2 separate regions of the Mus musculus genome follow, and region 1 is linked to region 2. The links are chromatin loops, found by intact Hi-C in ENCODE. Cell type or tissue: left cerebral cortex. All regions are shown on one strand. Each heading gives the region's core, and the rest is flanking DNA. Links, peaks and the distances in the headings are about the cores only.

Region 1 (8,992 bases), core at 398-8,397, 230 kb before region 2:
TTCCTTTTCAGATATATATATATATATATATATATATATATATATATATACACACACACACACACAAAATACATATATATGCTCGTTTGTTTTTCGAGACAGGGTTTCTCTGTGTAGCCCTGGCTGGCCTGGAACTCACTCTGTAGACCAGACTGGCCTCAAACTCAGAAATCCGCCTGCCTCTGCCTCCCGAGTGCTGGGATTAAAGGTGTGTGCCACCACTGCCCGGCTTCAGCAATATTTTAAATTAAGGTCTATACATTGTATTTTAAAACATTTCCCTATCACATACTTATCAGAGAGCAGTGTGGTGTAACTTGTATGCTCACCGGGAGACCAGAGATTTTATGGGGTTCACTTTATTGCAGCATTTGCTTTACGGCAGAGTGGACCTGTAATAGCATGAGGTGTGCCTGTGGATTTCAGGGCCTTGCATCTTCAGAAGCTGCCATCTTCCATTGACTGTTGTCCATCTCAGTAATTTGCCCGTGTTTTGGGGCTAGGTTCCAATTATTCACAGTGGGAAGACAGCCCCATGCCTTGAATGTGGGACCTGATTTTACCTAATATTCTTTTCTTTTCTTTTCTTTTCTTTTCTTTTTTCTTTTTTTTTTTTTTTTACTTTCAGTCTCCAATATAATGGGTTCCTTCATGACATTTTCATTTCGTTTCATTATATTCCTCCAGGAAACCAGAGTTCACAAAAACCATTCTTGGACTCTGTGTCTTTTCAGGAGTCATTTCTGAATGTCTCTTATTTTTTCTTTCTTTCTTTCTTTCTTTTTTTTAAATACCCTGAATTTCTGACTCCAACAAAATTGCTATTTTACATTTTTGTTAATATGATTTTCTTGCATTTCAGGATATAGAAAATCTATTTTAGTCAATTTTCTCAAATCCCAGGTAGTGATAGCCTTCTCCCTCCAGGGAGTTGATGCTGTGAACTGGCATTTGGTTAGTCATGCTAGACTTGGCACACCTGTCCATGGGGCTACGAGGCATTCTAGAAAGCTCTGGGTAATCCAGCTGCCCCATGAAGGGTAACGGAACTGTTACTGCAGCTGGAGAAGACAGTTCCATCCCTGGGTGGGCTGATCACCACTCAACAGCCCACAGAGTGTGGTGAGGGCCAGGCTCTGGGCCTCTGAGCTTGACTCAGAGATATCTGACGTTGACAGGTCTATTCTTAGTGATCGTAGAAGACCATTTGGTCAGATACAACCACTTCCTGTTCTCAGAATAACCTTTGCTCCAGTCGGGAGCCCTCCAAGTTTCCCTGACTCCAGTGTCTGTTCTGTACCCTCAGTAATGGTTCCCTGGTGTTCCCTGTGGATTGGCTTCTGGATCCTTGTACAAACCGAGATCTTAGGATGCACAAAACCTTTACAAAGAATGAAGTCATCTTTGCTTACACCTGGCGTGTATCCTCCATGCAGTGCAGATCGTATGCACGATATGTAGACAGGTCTGGCCATTGGCACTTCATATGGAGCTGTATAGCCTGCCTAGTGTTCAACTCCTGGGTGGGAGACTTTGAGTGCTCTTGCATGCACTGGCATACAATGTACATGGACTAGATGCTTGATTCAAAGGAAATTCTCCATGGAGGTACCACCCAGCCTGCTTCCTCCTGAGCCCTCTCTCCTTGACTTGTAGAAGGTGTCTTCTTTTTTTTTTTTTTAAGATTTATTTATTTATTATATGTACACTGTAGCTGTCTTCAGACGCACCAGAAGAGGGCATTAGATCTCATTACGGTGGTTGTGAGCCACCATGTGGTTGCTGGGATTTGAACTTCAGACCTTCGGAAGAGCAGTCGGTGCTCTTACCCACTGAGCCATCTCACCAGCCCAGAAGGTGTCTTCTGATATGTCGTCACAGGCTTGCTTCTCGGTATGTGTGTCTCAGTCAGTGTTCTATTGCTGTAAAGGGGACACCATGATCATGGCAGCTTTTTAAAAAAGAAAGCATTCAATTGGGACTTGCTTACAGTTGCAGAGTTTAGTCTGTTATCCTCAAGGCAGGAAGCATGGTGACACACGGCAGACATGGTGCTGGAGCATTCTACCTCTGGATCTGAAGGCAGTAGGAAGAGAGAAAGCCACTGGGCCTGGCTTCAGCTTCTGAAAGCCTAAAGCCCATACACAGGGTCACACCTACTCCAACCAGGCCACACCTCCTAATCCCTCCGGTCCCAGATGACCAAGCTTTCAAATATATGAAGCTATGAGGACCCTTTTTTGGTTTTTTCGAGACAGGGTTTCTCTGTGTAGCCCTGGCTGTCCTGGAACTTACTTTGTAGACCAGGCTGGCCTCGAGCTCAGAAATCTGCCTGCCTCTGCCTCCTGAGTGCTGGGATTAAAGGTGTGCACTACCACGCTGGCTCCAGGTACCTTTTTTCAAGGTCCTGACTCCAGGCCAACAAAGATGGCTCAGAAGATAAAGATGCTTGGTGCTCAAGGCTGGCCTCCTGACTTCAGCATCCAAAACCTAAGCACCTTAGTTAGGGTCTTATTGCTGTGAAGAGATACCATGACCATGGCAACTCTTATAAGAGACAACATTTAATTGGGGCTGGTTTACAGGTTCAGAGATTCAATCTATTATCAAGGTCGGATCATGGCAATGTCTAGGCAGATATGGTGCTGGAGTTGCTGAGAGTTCTACTTCTTGTTTCAAAAGCAGCTAGAAGACTGGGTCCCACGTGGCTGGGGAGAGGGTCTCATTTCTTACCAGCACAGTGATACACTTCCTTCAACAAGGCCACACCTCCTAATAGTGCACCTCCCTGGGCCAAGCATATTCAAACCACCACACTAAATGTAGTGGTTTGAATGAGAATGCCACATCCCTTTCTCCAACCCTGGTAGGCTCATATGTTTGAACACTTGGTCCGCAGTTGGTGGACCTAGGAGTTTGGGAGGGCCTAGGAGATTGAAGAGGTGTGTCATGGTGGGTGGATCAAGATGTGAACTCTCAACTATCCCTGTTGTGATGCCTCCGCTCTACCATCATGGACTCTAGCCCTCTGAAGCTGCATGCCCAATTAAATGCTTTCAAAACTGCCTTAGTTATCATGTTTTGTCACAAGAATAGAAATGTAGCTAAGACACTATGTAAAGGTAGGTAGTGTCTGACAACCACTTATTCCCTGTAGCCTGCACACATAGAGTGCTTACATATATTCTGTCTGTCTGTCTCTCTCTTTCTCTCTGTCTCTCTTTCTCTTTCTCTCTGTCTATGTGTGTCTCACATGCACTTCTTCTTCTTCTTCTTTTTTTTAAACAATCCTATCTCCAAATACAGTCTCACACTGGAGTACTGGGATCAAGACTTCTGTGTGACCGATGAACTGATTCAGCCCACAGTGGTGACTCTCAAATAGCTTTTCAGGTGGCTCAGCCCCCAAGTCTCTTCCCAGACTTCCCCAGGTTCTAGGGTGGGGTGGAAGAGTGCCTTGAGCTTTTGGCCCATCCACCAATAGGATCATTTGTCTTTGTTTCCACCTCTGAACCCTGCAGAACTGTCTACTGGTTGAACTTGAGAAGAAAGAATGTAGCTCTGCCCAGGACATGTGTCAATCAAAATCTTACTTTAAAAACTCAAGTGAAAAGATCAAAGACTGTGGGTTGGGAGGTGGGCCAGGGCAGTGCCCAGAGGAAGGTGTCCTTCCAAATGTCACCAGCAGGGGTCAGACGAGCTCAGAAACATAAGCCCCCCCCCCCAAGACTCCCTACCCTAATTTCTCCCTCCCTCCCTTCCTTACCCCTTCCCTCACCTCCTCCCTCCTGCTTTCCAGGTCCTTCCTGCCTTGGGCTGCAGCCCAGAGCACAAATTTGTAAAAAGTAACCACAATTTTGCAAAAGGGGGCTGGGAAAGAAGAACACCCCCCCACCCACTTTTTAAGCATGGTGTGGGGATGACTGAGTGTAATTCACTTGTGCAGTGTCGGCCACTTGGGGACAGGATGGCCTCTGTAGGGTGAGGTGGAAGGACACTATGCAGAGAATCCCACTTACCACTGGATCAGAGGTTCCCAAGCCAGAGCTCGTGCTGAGTTTACATACAGTGCTTACACATTCTCTCAGTCCAGGTCTTAGGAACGGCCTTCCCCGCTGTGACAGTGCTGCCACCCCTTCCTATTAAGGCAAGGGGCTCCCTCCTTCCACTCACAAAGCCCCCATCCCTTCCTGCTCATTGAGAAGAGAGAAAAGGAGGAGCCAGAAAACGACCTGAGCGAAGTGTGTGTAGGAGGCACAGATCTTTATGTCTAGACCCTGGTACAACGGCCATAATGTGCTTGGAAGAACAGAGGCTGAGGTAGGCTGGAGGATGGCCTTCTAAGACACATCCTAACTTCCGGGACCATGAACAAGTGACCCCTGTGGCTAAGGGACTTTGCAGGCTTAGTTGCCAAGGATCTTAAGATGAGAGAAGATCCTAGGCTACTGAGCACAATTTGTCATGGCGTCTTTGAGACAGGAGGCTCAAGGCAGGGGCTATGTGACCGTGCCTTAGAATTTCCCCAAACTGATTGATTTGAATAGAATCATAAGGTAGTAGATGCCAGGAATATAATATAATAAATAGGATGCCAGGAAGGACAGAGGCCTCTGGATTCTGGAATGGCTGGGGAAGAGTCCTCTAGAATCTGTAGAGGAACACAGACCCCGCTAACCTCCAGAATCACACATTTTGTCTCTGTGCGTTAGGAATTTTGCATGGCTTTCAAGCACTACTGTCTCCAACTCTGTGTCCGAGCAACAGCAAGGAACCCCTAAAGTGCTGGTGCCAGCTGCTGTCCTGGTTTTGATCTGGTGGGCTGGCCACTTTTTTCATTGACCATTGCTCCCTTTTCAGCTGGTATGGCCCTGCCTAAAGAGCGATGGTTATAGTAATAAGGAGGGCTCCTAAGAACATACAAAATAGATGGGTGGCATCTTCAAGTGCGGGGAGTCTGTAGTTCCTGGAAGTGAGGCAGTTCCTCTGTTCTCTCCAAACCAGTGCACATGTTGCAATGTGGTATCCTAATCCAGACCTCTGCTCTGGCCTCTGCAGAGGCTGGCAGGACAGCAGATCCATGGGTGGCAGTGACGAAGGTCTGAGCCATGGCTATTCCCCCTGAGTATCGAGTGTGTTTTGTTCTTTCCTCCAGTCACACTGGGCGAGAGGCTAGGATAACTTTGTAATCATTGGATGCCTTTGTAACCATTATCACAGCCCCTTGTGCCTTGGCATAGGGCAGTCACCTCTTCCTGGAAAGCTCGGGCTGCCTCAGTTGCTTGAGATCCAGTTTCTCCAGTTAAAGACCGAGTTGGCCCCATGTGTCAGCGTCTTTACTGGCGGATTCACCAGGTCCCACTTTCCGTCCTCTCTGTTTTCCTCACAGAAGCACATGCCCAGAGATGGAATCTGGAAGAGGGTTTAGTATGTTTATAATATTCTGTTACAAGTCAATCAACGTTGGAGCATTTCTTAAACCCACTGAAAATGTGCCTCCCAGTCGTGGAGGGGACCCAATGGTCCCAGGCTGCCAGGGAGCCATGGAACCAATGCCAGCACTTACCATTTAATTTCGCCTGGGGATGATCAATGCTCCCGACAATGGGTTACATTGTTACCTAGAGATTCGTTACAACTTGGAGTGGGACTGCTAAGCATTCTGGGAGCCATGGGTCAGTCTTCCTTTCCCACAGAATTACCAGGCCCACATATCTACGAGGGTGGGAGGGTGAGAGACCCTGACAACTGGCTATAAGCTATCTTACCTGTGCCTCAGCAACACAGAAAGGTTCAGGATTGTGGGTTTAGACTATAGGACAAAGCACAAGGTGAAACGTTGGACCTCTGTGCCTTCATCTGTAAAATGGACCAGCCCATTGGATCCTTGTGTTGAGGCTTCTCTGTCCACATGCCTTTTTTTTAAATATTTATTTATTATATGTAAGTACACTGTAGCTGTCTTCAGACACTCCAGAAGAGGCATCCGATTTTGTTACAGATGGTTCTGAGCCACCATGTGGTTGCTGGGATTTGAACTCAGGACCTTTGGAAGAGCAGTTGGTGCTCTTAACCCCTGAGCCATCTCACCAGCCCCCCACATGCCTTTCTTAACAGTACTGCCTCACCCTCTTTTTAACGTCTAGGAATTCTTTGGTTAGACAAAATTTGCAAACATCCCAAGATGCAGGGAGGAATCTAAGCAGATGCTACCACTGACTCAGGGGGAAAAGAATCATCCTATCTGCAGACAGGGACTGCCAGGAGGGTGTAATGGGCTAGTCAGTGGAAAGCCTTGAATACTCAGGGTCCTGCATGCTGGTCCTGATTAGAAGGACCAGTCCTTTCAATCATCTGTCAGCAGAGCCCTTGGATAAACTTCTGATCTGGGCTGTCTAATTTGGAATGGGGTTGATGTAGACTCTTAAGTGGTCAGCATAAGAAAGTTCTAGAGTTTAGAATTTATAGGAATCATTTTTTCTCTTGTCCTTGTTCTCATCTTCCTCCTCCTCCTCCTCTTCCCTTTTCCTTCTCTCTTACCTCCTTTCTCCTTCAACTGAGGTTCCCTATGTTGCTTAGAGAACCCGTAACTCATAAGCTCATGAGGTCAGCCTGCCTCAGCCTGCCGAGTAGCTGCAATTACAGCAAGCATGCTCCATCATGCCTAGCTCTTATCAGTAATTTTCTATACCAATAGAGTCAGGGTACAGGATCACTGGTTAATTATCTTGATGAGGAAGAGAGACAGAACTGGTCACCAGGGGAAAAGAGCTAGTCTAAGATGAATAATTCATGGTCTGGCCACCTCCCTCTCTGATCTGCTGGAGTATATTCAATAGGTCACTCAAAGTGCCACCAAAGCATGTTTGTCACCAGTTTGTCATTGGAGTCTTTCATGAGACTGGCCCAGCACCTGGTCATGCTACAAATAGCTACAGTGAGTTCCCATTTGTCCTTTGACAGATGACTCAGAAGGTGAGTAGGTGGAAGTTCCTTCTATCTGTCAGTACCGCTCCCAGGCCCCACTGAGGAAGGCAGGACCACACAGGGTCTAGCCTTCTCTTACTCAAACAGTGACTCCTGACTCTTCACAGGACCCTTATACTCTTAGAGCCACAGGAGATGGGCTATGGGCTAGCTCTGAAACTTCTTGACATTGCTGCCTGCAAAGAACCGGGGAGACTGCCACTCAGGTGTTAGGGTGACAGGTTTACCCACAGCTCCTGCAGGTATGCCCTCCATGAGAGCAGGTAGGCACATTCACATAGCCAGCCCTGGATTTGATGGATGCTTGTCATTCTATAAAGAGTGCATGACCCAGCGCTTGCTTCACTTGGAGGTTAAAGAGGTATAAGAGGGTCACATACCTTTCTTACCAGTTGGGCGAAATCCCCACATTCTCTGGGTGGGAGCCCGAGGAGTGGCCTTGTGCAGGAGTCGAGCGCTGAGCTGTGGCTCACGATGAGTGTAATGCCCACTGTAGACAAAACACCTCAAGGTCAGAGCAGGCCCAGAGAGCACTTTGCAACATATAAGCCTCTTCAATGTCTTATGGGTCCAGCTACCGTGCCCCTATGAGGTGGTGGGTGGGAAGTAGCAAGGGTAGGAAGACCCAGTCTTTTGCCATGATTTAGAGCACACCACCTTGTGATGTGGGGCCTAGGGCTAGGGTGTGGTGTCTGTGTGCCAGCTTCAAGGATGGTATACGGATGATCTGAGCCTCTATCCTCTTGTGGCTGGCTGCCTAGGTCCTGTCAGCCACAGGTGGGTGTGTGATGGCTGCTATCCAGACCCGAGCCAATCACTTTATCTGGCTTATCACTGTGAGCCTGAGATGCTGCCTGCTTTAGATAAGGGTTAGTGGGACTTGGGGAGCCACCTCAGATGACATGATGGGATCCAGCACCTCGGTGTGTGTCTCACACTGGACAAAGTGAAGCTGGGAGAGGCAGCGGTTGATGGTGTGGAGCCAGGAGAGCTGGGAGCGTGGCTGGTGGTTAGGGTGGAAGGGCTATGGCTCAGCCTCCTTTTCCTTAGGCATTGGCTACCTGATCCTTCTGTCATTCTGGGCTTCTCTTGTTCCCATAGTTGGTGAAGACCCTGATGTTCTAGGGCCATCCATGCTCAGCACCAGATAGTTTGTTTGCATATGCTTGACCCAGGGAGTGGCACTATTAGGAGACGTGGCCTAGTTGGAGTGGGTGTGGCCTAGTTGGAATGGGTGTGGCCTTGTTGGAGTAGGTATGTCAGTGTGGGCATGAGCTTAAAGACCCTCATCCTAGCTGCCTGGAAGTCAGTCTTCTCCTAGCAGCCTTCAGATGAAGATGTAGAACTCTTAGGTCCTCCTGTACCATGCCTGCCTGGATACTACCATGTTCCTGCCTTGATGATAATGGTCTGAACCTCGAAACCCAGTTCAATGTTGTCCTTTATAAGAGTTGACTTGGTCATGGTGTCTCTTCACAGCAGTAAAACCCTAACTAAGATGGGCTACATGGAGTATGTGTATATGCATCCACTCCCTGTCATGGTGGAGATGATGTACTGTCTTGGCCAGAATATGGGAGTGAAGAGGTAGAGACGCTAACAGGCCAGAATCAGCCAATCCCATCCCAGGGAAGCCTGAGGCTGCCCTCCTCAAGCCTGCGGGACACTCACTGTCCTGTGGGCATGTGTTGATGATCTGCCCCATGCTCACGGCACATCTCTCCACGTACTGGTCATAGCTCTCAGCTGGCATGAGGGAGCAGCGGGGCAATGCTGGCCTGAAAGAAGATAGAAAGAGACATGGGCTGCTGTTCTGGAGCCTCCTGGTGAACAAGGGTATGCTGGAGTAGCTGAGTGGGACCATGATCCTCTAAAGAGCCTGCCAGGCAGGGCTCGTGGGTTTACAGCCAGCAGGGGCTCCTGGATGTGCTCACACTGGCAAAGGGCTGTGGCACCACCAGCATGGAGGTTGAATGAACAGCAGGAAAGCTGTACATCTCACTCT
Region 2 (8,992 bases), core at 447-8,446:
TCAGGCTGTGGCCATAGAGAACTTGAGAAACATCTGCCAGGGAGTCCAGGAACCCCAAGCCACACAGTGGACTCTGTGTTTAAAATGTGATGTCTGCGGTATAGCAGGGCTCCCCACTCACAGTGCCCATGGCTCCTGCTACCTGTTGGTTCTAGCCTATCCCAGCCTCTCTTCCTTGTGGCTTAGTCGTGCAGAGTCAAAGGAAGCAGGAAGTCAAAAGCGGGAAACACATATCGACAGAACTGGAGTGTGTGCCAGCGCCCGGGAGCCACCCATGCACAGAGCGACCGGGGCTCAGACACTTGTCCATTGCTCAGAGTACCTCAAGGTCCATCCCTGGACCCCACACTCACACTAACAAAACCAACACACACCAACAGACCCAGTAGCTTTCCACGGTCCTTCTGTATCCGAGTAGGGGAGCCAGGTTGCTTCACAAAACAAATGGATTAAATTAAATTTGTAAACTTGGTTTTAAAAAGGTCTGAGGGGAATTTAATTACCAGGATGGTTGATGAGGCTTTCCTGGCCAGAGTTTGGTCAAACATGCAACAAGGGCCCCTTGGAATGTGATTTGAAAATTCCCAGATGTATGATAAATAAATAAATAAATAAATACTCCTAAGTTGAACTTATTTAAGGAAAATGAAGTACCTCTGAAAAGTAATCTTGGCGGAGTCTATATTTTCTTGAGAAGTTGGTTATTTCTTTTTTTTTTTTTTTTTTTTTTAAAGATTTATTTGTTTATTTATTTATTTATTTATTTACTTATTATATGTAAGTACACTGTAGCTGTCTTCAGACACACCAGAAGAGGGCATCAGATCTCATTACGGGTGGTTGTGAGCCACCATGTGGTTGCTGGGATTTGAACTTCGGATCTTCGGAAGAGCAGTCGGGTGCTCTTACCCACTGAGCCATCTCACCAGCCCGAGAAGTTGGTTATTTCATATGTGCATGTGTGTGTGCGCATGCGCGTGCACTTTGTGTGTGTTTGTGTGTGTGCATGCACGTGCGCATGTGCGAGTGCTGGTGTGTTTGTGTGCATGCGTGTCTGTGATTGTGTGCGTGTGCATGTGTGTGTAAGTGTGTGTGTGTGTGTGTGTGTGGTATGTGTGTGCATGCACGTACGTGTGTATAAGCACACACATGCACATGTTTGTGCTCAGCAGCTTCCTGGGAGGAAAAAAAAATGCCTGATTGGGCAGCAGTCAACACCAGACTGGTGGCCAGAACAAGGTAGAGCTGAGATGGCGACTTTGATTTTGTGGCCCCCTCTTTCCTGGTCTCCATCTCGTACATTCTTTACCAGCAAGAGTTGAATTAGCAGGCTGGAGAGATGGCTCAGCAGTTAAGAGCACCGACTGCTCTTCTAGAGATCCTGAGTTCAATTCCCAACCATCTGTAATGGGCTCCGATGCCATCTTCTGGTGTGTCTGAAGACAGCTAGAGTGTACTTCCAGACAGGAACTGAAATCTGAGACAGTCCAGAGTACTCCGGTCCTTCTGCTCTGAGGAAGACCCTTTGTGGCTTAATGGACACGCATCTCTGTGACCATCAGTGACAGTGGGAAGGGATGGGACAGGTCGTACATACCTGCACAGAGGGGAGCCATACTGCTCTGGTGAATCTGGATTAGTAATGGTGCCCACTCTGGAGAAAGAGATCCATGAGCCATTCCCTGGATCTGACTTCTATAATAGCTGCTCAGCTCCTTAGGGAACCTGGGTGTCATTAGAAATAAGATTTATCGCCAAGAAATCCCATGGGCTGCTGGGAGCCGAGATCAATAGCAAGCATCTAGATAGTTCAATAGACAGAAAGAAAAAAAGGCGCAAAAAGGAGGGCTCCCAGGGGGAAGCCAGCGACTTCTGTAAGGTTAACTCGATTATAGGCACTGCTGGAAAGTCAAGTGGCTACTTCCTCACCTGAAGCAGCTCCAAAACTTAGCATGGGGAGCCAGAGGCCACTCCAGCTGCTCTGGTGACATCCTCGGCCAGGGCTCCTATAACTTTAGTTTTCTTTTAAGCCTACTTTTAATGATGGTTCTTAAATGCTTTAACCTCCCTTCTAGCCCATCATCTGCCAGAGGCAGCAGAAAAGAAAGGGTATTGGGTGTGTGGGGGGAGTAGACCTGTTTAGAAATGGTTCTTTGGAGCAAATCCCATCTGCATTGTAAGGAAATCAGTATTCACTTCACAGGTCAGCAGCAGCAGTTTGATCCACTCGCATACACTTCACGGATACACCAGCAGTCCAGTTTGGTAGAGTTGGGTTAACAAACACGAATTAGCAGTGGCAACAGCACTACCTAGCAAAACAGCCAGACCTCAGTCTCTGCCCAAGTCATCAGGAGGGACCAGAGCCAACAGGAATGCCAGGAAAAGTTCTGGCTGAGCGTCTCAGAGAAGTGAAGATCAGAGAAGACATGAGACCAGCAGACATTGTCCAGCTAGCTCTACAGGCCAGCCAAGCTCAGCCTCCATTATAGTCTGTTGGAATCTCTTGATGCTCCCTCCAAACATCACGGGGTCTCCACGGGTCCTCCCTATGTCTTGCCTCAGTACGTGAGTCTGTCTTAGCTGACATCACTCTGCCAATCAGCCTGAGTCCATGGAAGCAACAAGAAACCGCAGCACACCACCAGAAGTTTTTTTTTTTTTTTTTTTTTTTTTTTTTTTTTTTTTTTTTTTTTTTTTTTTTGCTGCATTTCTCTCTATGGAGTCCCGACAAATACAGCTCAATTTTGCAATGTAAGGTGAACCAATACATGTGTGCCGTTAGCAAAGAATCCTTCATCATGTGTCCTCTTACGTGCTTGCTTTAGCAGAACATCCTTTCCTCTGTGTCTGCTTCAGCGAAACATTCCTTCATGTGTTTGCCCCAGCAAAACAAAAAACAACAACAAAAAACCCAAAAAACAACAGCAACAACAACAACAAAAAAAAACACCATCCAACACGACAGAGTTTTCAAAGAACCCTTAAGTTTCCATTTCAGGCTCCAGCCCCAGCTCCTGCCCTGATACCCACATGCCTGCCCAAGGCTCCTGGAGGTGGAAGCTCCTGCTTGCAGCAGCCACGATTTCACTTTGCAGATTAAGTAAGAAGAGTCATTGTGGCCAGGGTTGGATTGGACGCCCCTGGTGCACCTGACAGAAAGATGAAAGAACCCTAGCAATCTTCCCCAACCACCTTTTCCTCCTAAATGGAGAGGGGAGGGGGAAAGAAAGGGACTGTTTTCTCAAAAATGTCTGAGTAAAGCAGATGTTGCTGTGAAGTGGATGTTGCTGCTGCACCTTCCCCACACACGCCATCCTGCACTTCCTGTAAGTCAGAGTGATGAAGAGAACTACAGGGGGCCGACTGACTTTCAAAGCCTAGCGTCACCTCTAAGGCCCTGTGCCTACAGAAAACCTTCAGATTCGTCTTTGCTTAAGGGCAGGAGACTCAAATCCAGCAAAGAAGAGAAGCCAGAGCCCTGTTTGCTTCAAAAACACAAGGGTTCATGTTACCCTGGATCCAGGCTTGGCTCAGCGCGCCATCTAGTGGCAATACTGGAGAGCTGCAGGTTGGATCAGGTAGTGGGTCAGAGCCACCTCCCATCAGAGCACACTTTCATCAGACCTTCATCTCTGTGGGGCCCTCCTCTATCAGACCTTTCCTCCATCACATCTTCCCCCATTAGACCTTCTACCTCCCACAGACCTCTTTTAACAGCCTCTCCACCTCCAACAGGTTTCCTTCTCCAACAGCCCTTCCTCCACCACACCCTCTAGCACAAACAGACCCTCCTCCATCAGACCCGGACCTCAATCCGATTTCTGTTGTGTCTCATTTCACACCCAGACAGATTCTGTGTCAGGAAGATCAGGGCCAAGGTAAGGCCTTCCAGGGGCCCAGGCAGAACCACAGCAGGAAAAGGATGACCACTCTGTGGAACATCTGGACTTCCCAGGTATATTCTGAAACCCACGAGGTCCCCCGTCCCCACCCTGTTCCTCAGGAGGTAGAGGTAGACTTTACAATGGATCAGTTGTTCCATTTGACAGTGGATGGGTTTGGTTCTAATTCTGGTTCCTTGACATACTTTATAAAACTTGCCTAACTGATAAGTTCAGATCCTGAGCTATAAAGTGAGAGTCACCCCCCAGAGGCCATGGTGAGCGCTCTGTGAGGAAATGTCTGCCATCCTCCTCCACCAACAGGAGACATGACTATCTATGGACTGGAGTCTCCAGAACCCTGAAGTTTGTCCTCACAGCTGGCACAGCCTGTCATTGAGACTGTGTGACTGAGGCGAAGTGTGAGAGAGCTGCCTGGTCTTGGGCTCAGTACCTGGGTTTTCTGAGATTTTATTTTTCTCAATAATAGTCAGTGGAAGATGCCAGGCTGATGTCAGAAGAGATAGATGACACAGAGGTGGGGTTGGGGGGTGGGGAGCCCCACCTCAGCATCTCCCTGGAGTGTCTGGCAAAGAATCAGTGCCCAGGGATGGCCTGCTACATGAACTGAACCACACGGGAGGAAGCAACATGGCAAACCACTTCAGTGCCAGGAAAAATTTATTGCTCAAAGGTGGCTAGCCACACAGACTCCCGGTTGTCATTCTTACCCGCAAGAATATGCAAAAAATCGAAAGACTCGTTTCCCCCAGATGATCTGTATAAGTGACAGTCACATTCAACATAAGCAAGCACATTAATTAAATGCTACAACCCTGTTATGCTTTTATATTCCCTAGGGAGAACACTATTGTCTCAGGTGATAACTATGTAACCAATGGCCATCTTTCAAATCAACAAAGTAGAGGACCTGTTAGCATGGTACGCACCTCCCCCACCTCTTCCCTGATTCCTTGTGATAGAGTGGGGGGAAAAAATCACACCTTCTCTCCATGGAATTACATGAAAAATGTCCATGGATGTGCTGGGAAACATGCAAGAGGTGTTACATACACATCATATGACTGCGACTCGTTAGAAAGCGTTCCGGTTTCACCTAGGTTGTCCTGAGTCACTGCCAGGCAACTATGAGACTCATGCTGATAAGGAGAGCTGAGTTAGTGTTTGTTCATGGAAAACCACCCTCGGAGAGTTTATCGGAGGGATCCATTCGTGAACGAGCATCATGGGAAATGTCTGTGAGGATGTCATTGTCAGAGAACAGGAGTCACAGAGCAGCTTGGATGTCAAAGCTTGGAAGGCTGTGGTAAGTGGGGCCATGTTTGTGCTGGGTTTGAGGATGAAGGCCACTCCAGGGCTCTGCCCACAGCTTCAGCAGGCCCATCACCAGCCTGGTGGGTGGTACTCTGTGTCTTCAGGATCTTGGGGGCAGACAGAGGTTTGCTGTCATCGAAGGGTCTCGTCCTCAAGTGCTGGCACGGCACTATACAGAGTTGGACTCCCGTCAATGTTCGATGAATTAGCCACTGGATGTTATTTACAGGGTGCTCTGTGTGAGGAAGGCAGTTACAGGATCAGTCCACAGGAGGGAAAGGAGTTCACAGAGGGGGCCCTCCATGTCCTCAGACTCTGCAGCCATAGATCCACCAATCAGAAATTAAAGCGCTTTTTTTTAAATGGAAGCTGGAGAGTTGACTCAGTGGTTAAGAGCACTCACTTTCCTTGTAAAGGACCTGGGTTCAATTCCCAGCACCCACATGGAAGCTCACCACTTCCCCAGGCACCAGGCATGTGTGCAGATGGAGCATTCATATGGATAAAATAAATCTTAAAAACAAAACAAACCAAAAGCAAGTGTCCCTGAATCTGGTGAGTTAGCTCAGCGGGTAAAGGCACTTGTCACTAAGCCCGATGACTGGAGTTCAATCCCTGGACCCCGCATGGTGGAAGGAGAAAAACCGATTCCTGCATATGGTCTTCTGATCCCCACTCCCCTGACACACACACACAGCATTCAAATAAATGAATAAAAAAGAATCTTAAGTTGTCTGCTCCAAACACAGGCAGACTTTTCTGGTGATTTTGTAGCATGGCCACTGGGTGAGGTCTCTTACTTCAGCAAGAGGTAGTTTGAAGCATCTAGGGGGAAGTGTGTGGTCTATATGCAGACACTGCCCTCTGTGGGAGCAAACTAGACTCCCCTAAACACCAGAGTGACTGACAACTTCACAACCGAAGACCTTCAATTTAACTCATCAATGCTGGCCAGAGCATTGTGGTGGCACAATGGACCCAGCTGGATTCCTGTGTCATGAAGGACTGTCCCAGAGGACATAGGAGATGAGGCTGGAAGCCATCTTTGGGTACCAGGGTCACTGTACCACCGCTGGCTACCTGAGACCATGGTGTAAATGGCAGAACTCTTTGCTGACCTACAAATGGTCCCTGCTCCCTTTCTGACAGTTCTCAGCCACTCTGGGGGAAGGAGAGGTTTGTCAGTTACAGATCTACCCCATTTGCCAAGCCCACTCTGCCATCTCCAGGGACAATAGAGGCAGGACGTGGCATCAGACATGCTCACTCTTACCCATCTCCTGGTCAGTTGGGTCTTCTATTGAGAGAACACCTGGTAGCTGAAGTCGTCGGTCTGGATCCGAAGATTGTATTTCTGCCTTACTCTCTGGTAACGCAAGATCAGAAGGGTTGTGGCCCCTGCCACTACCAGAAGTGCAGCTGCCGCTAGGAGAATGATGTAACCGGTCCCCAGGACTGGCTTTGTACATGCCTGTGCACCTGTGGGTGAGATAGGTACCAGGGTAAGAGAGGTTTCAGGGTAAGAGAGGTGTCAGGGTCAGGGGAATTATGCATCTATGGTTGGCACCTGGCCCAGAAAGTGCGAAGCAAAAGATTGTGGGGGTGGGGGTGGGGGTGGGGGTAGGGGTAGATGGGTGGGGGTGGGGGTAGGGGTAGATGGGTGGGGGTGGGGGTAGGGGTAGATGGGTGGGGTGCAGGGGATCTAAGGTGCTCAATCCCAATTTCTGAGCAGCTTGCTTGGAATTTGGTTTGAGGCCCTCAAGGCAAAGGCCTGCATGTATGTGCGGATCAGCAAGGGAGGCACGGGACCCCCATCCAACGAGAGCAGCTCAGCATGCAAGGGTCTACCCAGAGGTAGAGCTCTGTGGTCCCCTCGCAGCTAGAGAGCCAGTCAGCTCCTCATGGGGAAACATGGGGGTTGGGGTACGGAGTGTGTATGGGGTTACCACCCACATCAGAGGCCAGGACCTGCCCCAAGCCAGATTAACAGCCAAGTCCGGGAGATTGTAGACCCCAGAGAATGGAGGGGGGGGGGATCTTTTAATGGTTGTTTGAATGCCACGATCAGAACAGTGTAGTCAGAAGGAGTGAAACATGGCCCCAACATCCATCAGTATGCGAATGGACGGGCCAGCTGTGACCAGGATACACAACGGACTGGTTTGTTCGGTTTTACCCATTCGGTTGGTTTTTTGAGATACAGCCTCACATTGTAGCACAAGCTGGCCTGGGATATCACTGTATAACATCAGTCTCAGCAATCCTCCTGCCTTGGTCATCCATGTGATAGGGCTATGGGCAAGAGCCCCATTGTGTCCAGCTTATACAATGGAATATTATCAAGCCACCAAAAGGAGCTCTGATGTCACACTGCCATGTAGGAGAGTGTGTAAGGGAGTCACAGAGGGACCATGGTTAGTGAGACCCATTCATAAGAACTCTCTGGAACAGGCAAAGCAGAGATAGGCAGAAGGCTGTTAGTGCTGGAGCCCAAGGAAGAGGCGGATGTGGGACAGGATGGATACTCCCATCCTGTCAGGGCTGGGAGAGACAGCTCAGGGGGAAAGAGCCCTTGCTGAAAAAGCATAAGGGCCCGAATTCAAATTCCCAGGACCCAAATAAAGGCTACAGACCTGGACTCCTAGTACTGTAGGGGTGGAGGCAGGAGGATGGCTGGGACGGGCTGCCCTCAAAGCTCTAGGAGCAGTGAGTGACCTTGCCTCAAGAGACTAAGGTAGAGAGTGACAGAGAAGGACATTAATGTCCTCATTTGGAGACACACACACATGCCTCACATTGTAGAAAAAAAGATTTAAGCCTCCAGCCAGCCCCTGGCCTGCCCTCCAGTGGCCTGGCCCCATAAATGCTTTGTGTCTGAGAGGGACACATTATCGAGGTCATCAATAACAGAGATCACAGATGGACCCCAGCTATGCTCACCCTTCCCATCCCCTCCACCTTTAGTACACCTGAAAGGCCCGACTAAGAAAGAGCCTGGGAAGCCTCTAGCACTCAAATTCCATTTCCCTTCCCCATGGGACTTCTAGGCCCTACAGTGGACACTGTGCTGTCTTCTAGGAGGTGGCCTGAGAGGTGTTGCTATCAGCACAGTTGCCCAAGGTGGTCCTGAGGTTCCCTTTGGGCCATTTAGACAAAGAGCTTCAAACAGGCAACATTGTTGCCTGGACATGCTGGGGTGGGATACCACCCCACTAGCTGCAACTATGTAACTTTCTCTGGAGTGTGGGTCCCCCTTGCCTGGTTAGTCATCTTCCAAGGGACACAGAGAGCTGGCCCCAGAATCCAGCCTCCATGGACCTCCAGGAAGAGGCTCTTCCCAGCAAGAGTCAGGGTATTCGAGTTGAATATGTTAAGGCAGAGGCAGGAGACTGGCTCTGTTGGAACTGTGGAACAGACTGTGACAGCCCAGACTGTCAGCCCTTGAGAACAAAGCCCCTGCCCTAATGCTGCCTATCCAATTGGATCCTGATCACCACTGACAAGGTGACTAACCCAGCATGGCTCAGGGTAGTGTCTGCAGGCCAAGCTGTCTCCTGATTGGCCCCAAAGCAGGTAAACCTGAAACAGAGAGCAAGCTCTCAGAAACGCTTGTGCAATTTGACACATTGAGTGTGTCCCCTGGCATGGAGCCTCTGATTGTTCATGTGAGGCTCCAGACATCACAATATGACCTTTGTGGGTCCTGAAGTCAGACTCCATCTGTCCGTGAAGCAGGGAGAAGTTTTATAAGTGCAGTAACACAGGGCATATAG

Evidence for each region. A loop is a pair of places that touch in the nucleus more often than their neighbours do. Peaks named below come from ENCODE experiments on the same cell type or tissue, not always from the same donor. Only the 100,000 strongest peaks of a DNase experiment are listed, where the experiment ranks them.
Region 1: it touches region 2 in a loop (4-fold over the local background); 13 of 42 quality-filtered maps call a loop at or near these places.

Annotation. Positions count from the first base shown.
Region 1 is chr17:31,237,661-31,246,652 of GRCm38, reverse strand. Ubash3a (ubiquitin associated and SH3 domain containing, A) reads right to left here. Exons shown (of 14, transcript NM_177823.4): 12 at 8,659-8,765; 13 at 7,368-7,477; 14 at 4,250-5,412. The coding sequence ends at 5,275. Among named protein-coding and RNA genes, the nearest start is that of Ubash3a, 34 kb to the right of the region's middle. In left cerebral cortex, for the core only: a CTCF peak has its summit at 3,652 (motif pointing right); no DNase peak of the experiment used is centred there.
Region 2 is chr17:31,006,266-31,015,257 of GRCm38, reverse strand. It overlaps Umodl1 (uromodulin-like 1), which reads right to left. Exons shown (of 22, transcript NM_177465.4): 21 at 6,493-6,698; 22 at 4,548-5,454. The coding sequence ends at 6,517. Among named protein-coding and RNA genes, the nearest start is that of Abcg1, 47 kb to the left of the region's middle. In left cerebral cortex, for the core only: CTCF peaks have their summits at 1,417 (motif pointing left) and 3,546 (motif pointing left); a DNase peak (open chromatin) is centred at 3,513.